Regions from separate parts of the Homo sapiens genome. Here region 1 is linked to region 2. A link is a contact called in ENCODE Hi-C or POLR2A ChIA-PET data. All regions are on one chromosome and are shown on one strand. The core of a region is the stretch at or near the end of the contact, and the rest is flanking DNA. Distances in the headings are between cores, read along the strand shown. Region 1 holds the start of MTCH1 (mitochondrial carrier 1). Region 2 holds the start of SRPK1 (SRSF protein kinase 1).

Region 1 (2,700 bases), core at 181-2,680, 1.1 Mb before region 2:
GTGTGGCACTAGGAACTTGACTTTGAGGTCCTTATTGAGAAAGCTAAATCAGAACCTAGGCAAAAGGAAGTCATTTAAGGTGCTCCTGGGGGATGTTTGATGAAAATTGTGTTTGATGGAGAAAACACAGCAAGTTGAAAGGGTTAGCAGGCTTTGCAAGTGATTTCACTAGGACAAGCCTGGGTTAGGGAGGCCAAGGTGAGGGAGAGAGGGAGTGTGGCATGCTTTGAACGTGGAAAGTACATAGTGTTCATTATCAGGAGTGGGAAGAGGGGAGGTAGCTTTTTAGGGGGTAAGGCAGGAAGGGAGTTAGAAAGGACAGACTGGGAAACCCGGACTAACAGTGGCAGGTGTCGATCTAAAGAAATTTCTCACAATGAACTGGCTATAGACTAAGTACAGACAAAGGGACCAGGTCTTCCATTGCTGTGTCCCTGCACACTCTAGGATCCGTTCAAACAGAAACTTTTATTGCGAACCCCCAAAACTAGCACGGTTCTGTTGTAGGTGTTGTTGCAGAGTGTCGGGCACGTTTACAAACAGGAACAGGGCACTTGCTGTCCTATCTTCCTCGCAGGGTTCTTGTGACGATTACACTTAAATCAACACGTATAAAGCATTTTAAAAAGTGCCTGTCACATAGTCCCTGCAATTTAAGGTCTAGTTGTGATTATTCACTTGTATTAACTAAGAATCAACTACAGGCGCCTAGCAGTGCCTGCATGTGCTCACACTGAGGCACTCACTAAAACCCTCAGGATCTAGTGAGGGAGACAGTCAAATACTTTAGAGCAAAACAAATTTTACAACCACGGACTCTGAGGAAGGCGTGCGAAGGCTCCACAGCTGGGGAGGGTGCCCACAGTCGCCGAGGGGACATCTGGATTTGCTCTGGTTGGGAGAGCATTCCTGGCAGAGGAGATGGAAAATGCGATCGGACAAAGAGGCTGGGACCGCGGAGGGGATCGGGCTCGGGGTCGGGGCTCGTCCTGCAGCAGGAGATTCAGCTCGCGCAGAGTTCCACGCAGGCCGCGGCGACTGGGATCTGGGCCGCAAAGGGGCGGGCAGAGAACTGCAGAGAAAACTCCCGAAGCCAGGGAGGTGGCTTGGAAGCGCCTCAGACCATATTGGGGACGTCTGGCAGCCAGAGGCGCCGAACCCCGCCCCCGCGTGCTCTGGGCATCCCGGGGGAGCGCCCCGGCCTGCGGCTGCCGCCACAGCTCCCGAGCCCGGGGCCCCGGCTGCCCGCCACCATTGACCCCCGGCCCGCAGCCCAGTGTCCTGCTAGGCCTCCAACCGGCCGGGGAGCCACATCCGGCGTGTCCCACCCGCCGCACCACGCTCCCGAGCTCCCCCGCGGCCTGGAGTGGTGCGCCCCGGCCCCGCCCCCTGACGCCGGTGAGGGGGCGTGGCCCCGTCACGTGACGGGGAGTGACCTCGCCGCCGGGCGCCATGGGAGCTTCGGACCCGGAAGTGGCGCCCTGGGCTCGCGGCGGTGCCGCGGGGATGGCGGGAGCCGGAGCTGGAGCCGGAGCTCGCGGCGGAGCGGCGGCGGGGGTCGAGGCTCGAGCTCGCGATCCACCGCCCGCGCACCGCGCACATCCTCGCCACCCTCGGCCTGCGGCTCAGCCCTCGGCCCGCAGGATGGATGGCGGGTCAGGGGGCCTGGGGTCTGGGGACAACGCCCCGACCACTGAGGCTCTTTTCGTGGCACTGGGCGCGGGCGTGACGGCGCTCAGCCATCCCCTGCTCTACGTGAAGCTGCTCATCCAGGTGGGGGACCAGAGGCGCCGTAGGGAGATGGGAGGCTGATGTGAAGGTGACAGGCCAGGATTTGGAGGATTGGGGCGGGCAGTCAATGGCGACGGATTTGGGGAGAGGGGTGGGGACGGCGGGTTTGGGGGGCCGAGTGGGTGGGATGGGAGGGAAGCCGTGAGGGAGTTGGGAACGCAGGGGTCACGGGTTTTAGGATACAGAAAGGAGACCAAGGGGTTAGAGTAATAACAGATACGGGAGAGGGTGGAAGGAACAAGCGATTTGGGGGAGTGCCAAGGAGGGAGCGATGGGCTGGAAAAACATATTTGGGAGATAAAGGAGTGGGGACGATGGACTTGGGATAGGGAAGGGAGCGAATTTGGGGCGAGGGAAGAAGCAATAGAATTGGGGGAGGGGCAAGAAGTTTGGGTGAAGAGATGGGGAGGAAGGTTGGGGGCCCAGGCAAAGTGTTTAGAGAATGAGGAGCACATAATTGGGGTAGAGGGGAACGGAGGCTCTGGATTTGATAGAGATGGATTTAAAACGTCTTGGGGTGGGGACAAAGTGGGCGCCAGGGCCAGAAATTTAGGAGGGAAAGAAGGACACCAGACTGGGGGTGGACAGAGGAGACGGAGGTCTTGGGTTGCATTGTGATTTAATTTGGTGGGAGAGTGCGAAGGCAAAGACTTTTGCAGGGGAATGCTATCGGTTTACCGGAGATGGGGGCTCTGGATTTGATGGCGACGACGGATTTGGTAGGAGGAGGGGACAGGGTGACGCGTATGGGGGGAGGGGAACAGATAGGGCCAGCATTGGGGGAGGGGAGTGGCAGCGATTTGTCTAGAGAGGGGAGCTAGGAGGAGGCTTTAAGCGGGGAAGGGGGATGACGCATTTGGAGGAGGAAATGGAAGTCATAGTTGGGGTCAGAGAGAGGAATCACAGTGC
Region 2 (2,700 bases), core at 166-2,665:
TTGACTTGTGCTGTACTATTGCCCTCTCATCTTCCCTTCTCAATTACTTGTTCAGAGCAAAGGTCTTCAGAGCTTCCACTCTGTCCAGCTGCGGTACTTTACAACATGGGTTGGTAAACTAAGATCTGAAATAAGAATAACCGTTGAAACGGTTGAAAAAAGATCAAAAGGGCCTGGCTCAGTGGCTCACACCTGTAATTCCAGCACCTTGGGAGGCTGAGGTGGGAGGATCACTTGAGCCCTGGATGTCCAGGCTGCAGTGAGCCGAGATCATGCCACTGTACTCCGGCCTAGGCAGCAGAGCAAGACTGCTCTCTCTGTCTTTCTTTAACCCTCACCTTCCCTTCAAAACCTAACAAAGACCATGTTTAAATCAATAGAAGAACATTTTATGACGTGAAAATTATATGAAATTCAAATTTCAGTGTCCATACATAAATCTTTATAGGAACACAGCCCATATTTTCTATGACTGCTTTTGAGCTCCAATGGCAGAGTTGAGTAGCTGAGAAAGAGATCTTATGGTCCACAAAGCCTAAATATTTACTGTACGGCCCAAAGAAAAACTTTGCTGAGCCTGCTATACAATAAGGGCTTCATGATTAAATAACTGGGTCGTACACCAAGATTCTGAACATATAGGCAGGCCCTCTTAAGTTTAGTGTCTTTGTGTAATGGAAGTAATAACTATTTTGCCTTTAAGTTGCCATAAACATCAAATGAGATAATGCACTTAGAAAATAAAAACAAAAAAAACTTATAAACAAGACAGCTTTATCATGTATTGAAGGTGGTAGAATAAGAAAACATTAAACGTTTTTATTCTCATTTCCCCTTCTTTCCTTTACAGCTTTCACTTAAACTTGAAATTTCAAGAGAAAATTCACTTTTGAAGTTTTTACTTTTCAAGTGATAATAGGGTCACAGGTTCTTTCCTTCCAGTCTTTTTGTGTTGCTCCCACTCCCTTTTCTTTCTCACATGTAATTTTTTTCCATTTTCTTTAAATAGTATCTCAACTGGGCTCACAATAGCTCAGGGAAGGAGAAACTGGGACATGCCTGATTAATCCATTTTACAGGCCAGGAAACTGAGGCAGATCCCAGTTGCCTCCGAAGCTCTGACTCAGCAGCATGCAGAGAGCCCTGCCGCTCTCTGCGCCTTTTCTAAACAAATAGAACAAAACTAACCTTGCCAGGTTTCCAAGCTTGGATCTCTAACACTCCTTCAACGTTCACCCCGGCGTTCCTCCCCGCTGCGCCCCCTCCCTCTCCTTGCCGCCCCCTCCTCGGGAGCAGGTGGTAGGCTCCGCGCCCAACGCGCAAGCGCGCGGCATCGTGGGGCGGGGGTGGGGCGGGACTGAGGGCGGAGTGTGAGCGGGCTCGGTTTTGGGCCGCGGCGGGAGCGGGAGTCGCCGCCACTCGAGTGCGCAGGCGCCTGGCGATTACCGGTCTCACCATGGAGCGGAAAGGTGAGCGGTGGAGCGGCCTCCGCCACGAGGGGCAATGGTCGCCGGGGCGAGGCCCGGGTCAGCGCCGGGAGCTTCGCTTAACTGCCGCGGTTCGGTTCCCGGACGTGCGGCGCCCCTCCACTGAGGTGGCGCCGCCCCACACCCCCTGCCTCTGGGCTGCGGGTCCGCGCCCCTCAGTCCGGGCGTCCTCTGGCGCCGGCCGTAGCCGCCCCTTGTTCCCCGCCAGGCCGGCTCGCGCCTTGGGGCCACTCCAGGGCCCGGCCCTTGGCGGGCGACGCAGACCCCCACCCGCCCGCCCCCTGACCCGGCCTGAGACCCCTCCGGCGCATCCCGCCCGGGCGCTGCTCTGCGCCCCGTGGGCCGCCAGCCCCACGGCCGGCCGCCTCGCCGGAGCCCGCAGCCGCCCCCGAGGCAGGCCCCGCAGCCGGGCCTGGCGCCCCTGCTGGGTCTCCACCCTCACCTTGGTCGCCTCCTTTCCTCCACATTCGCCCTTCATCCATCCCTCTCTCCTGCAGTGCTTGCGCTCCAGGCCCGAAAGAAAAGGACCAAGGCCAAGAAGGACAAAGCCCAAAGGAAGTGAGTCTTGTACCCCAACATCCCATTCTTTGGATTTTCCTCCGGCACCTTCTCTGCTCTGGTTTCACGTCTTGAACGTGCACCGGGTTTGGGCACCCTGTGGCTGCAGCCACATGGCCTCGGGGCAGCTCGGAGGGTCGCTCTCCAGCAACCATGTGGAAGAGAGCTGCTGTTGCTCAACGCCAGGCCTGGGTCTTAGCAGCCCCGGGCCTGCTGGAAAGGGCTGTCGGAGGAGGACCAGAGCCCGCCCGGTACCTTTCCTCCCCAACTCCACAGAGGAGGCACAAACTCCCCTAGCTTGGACCTCCCCACCGGAGCTGGTAGATCATTATCGGTCTGTTTCTGAACTCTGGTCTCTCTTACCTGCTCCCCAACGTCTTAACTTGCCTCCGACGTCTTCACGGTAGGCCTTAAGGAAATTCTTGAATGAATTTTTCCGTGTTTACTTTGGGTTCTACCAACCACACACTCCCTTTCATAGAGGAGGGCATGGGGCTTTTCCCTGGGTTAGTCAACTTCCTGAGCCTGTAAGGCGTATCGGCTTTTTTGCAGTGTGCCGGCAGACCGCTGTGTATACAGTCGGTGTCTGTTAACTGCTTCTCTTCTGTCTAAACCTCAACCAGATGCAGATAATCTTCCGGAGTGGACATCACAA

Evidence for each region. A loop is a pair of places that touch in the nucleus more often than their neighbours do. ChIA-PET counts read pairs that join two places held with the same protein, here RNA polymerase II (POLR2A). Pooled maps may share reads with other maps.
Region 1: a map of CD8-positive, alpha-beta T cell shows a loop between it and region 2 (16-fold over the local background). The contact joins the promoter of MTCH1 here to the promoter of SRPK1 in region 2. A Hi-C loop is called at or near these places in 3 of 168 maps with a recorded cell type or tissue (CD4-positive, alpha-beta T cell and CD8-positive, alpha-beta T cell), 2 of 37 single-sample maps with no recorded cell type and 6 of 50 pooled maps. POLR2A ChIA-PET finds 5 or more read pairs at or near these places in 1 of 52 experiments (HEK293).

The regions. Positions count from the first base shown.
Region 1 is chr6:36,984,926-36,987,625 of GRCh38, reverse strand. It overlaps MTCH1 (mitochondrial carrier 1), which reads left to right and starts at 1,430. Exons shown (of 12, transcript NM_001271641.2): 1 at 1,430-1,773. The coding sequence starts at 1,453. RefSeq lists enhancers at 826-1,035, 1,154-1,876 and a silencer at 1,126-1,715.
Region 2 is chr6:35,919,813-35,922,512 of GRCh38, reverse strand. It overlaps SRPK1 (SRSF protein kinase 1), which reads left to right and starts at 1,415. Exons shown (of 16, transcript NM_003137.5): 1 at 1,415-1,469; 2 at 1,985-2,045. The coding sequence starts at 1,457. RefSeq lists silencers at 1,073-1,132, 1,163-1,752.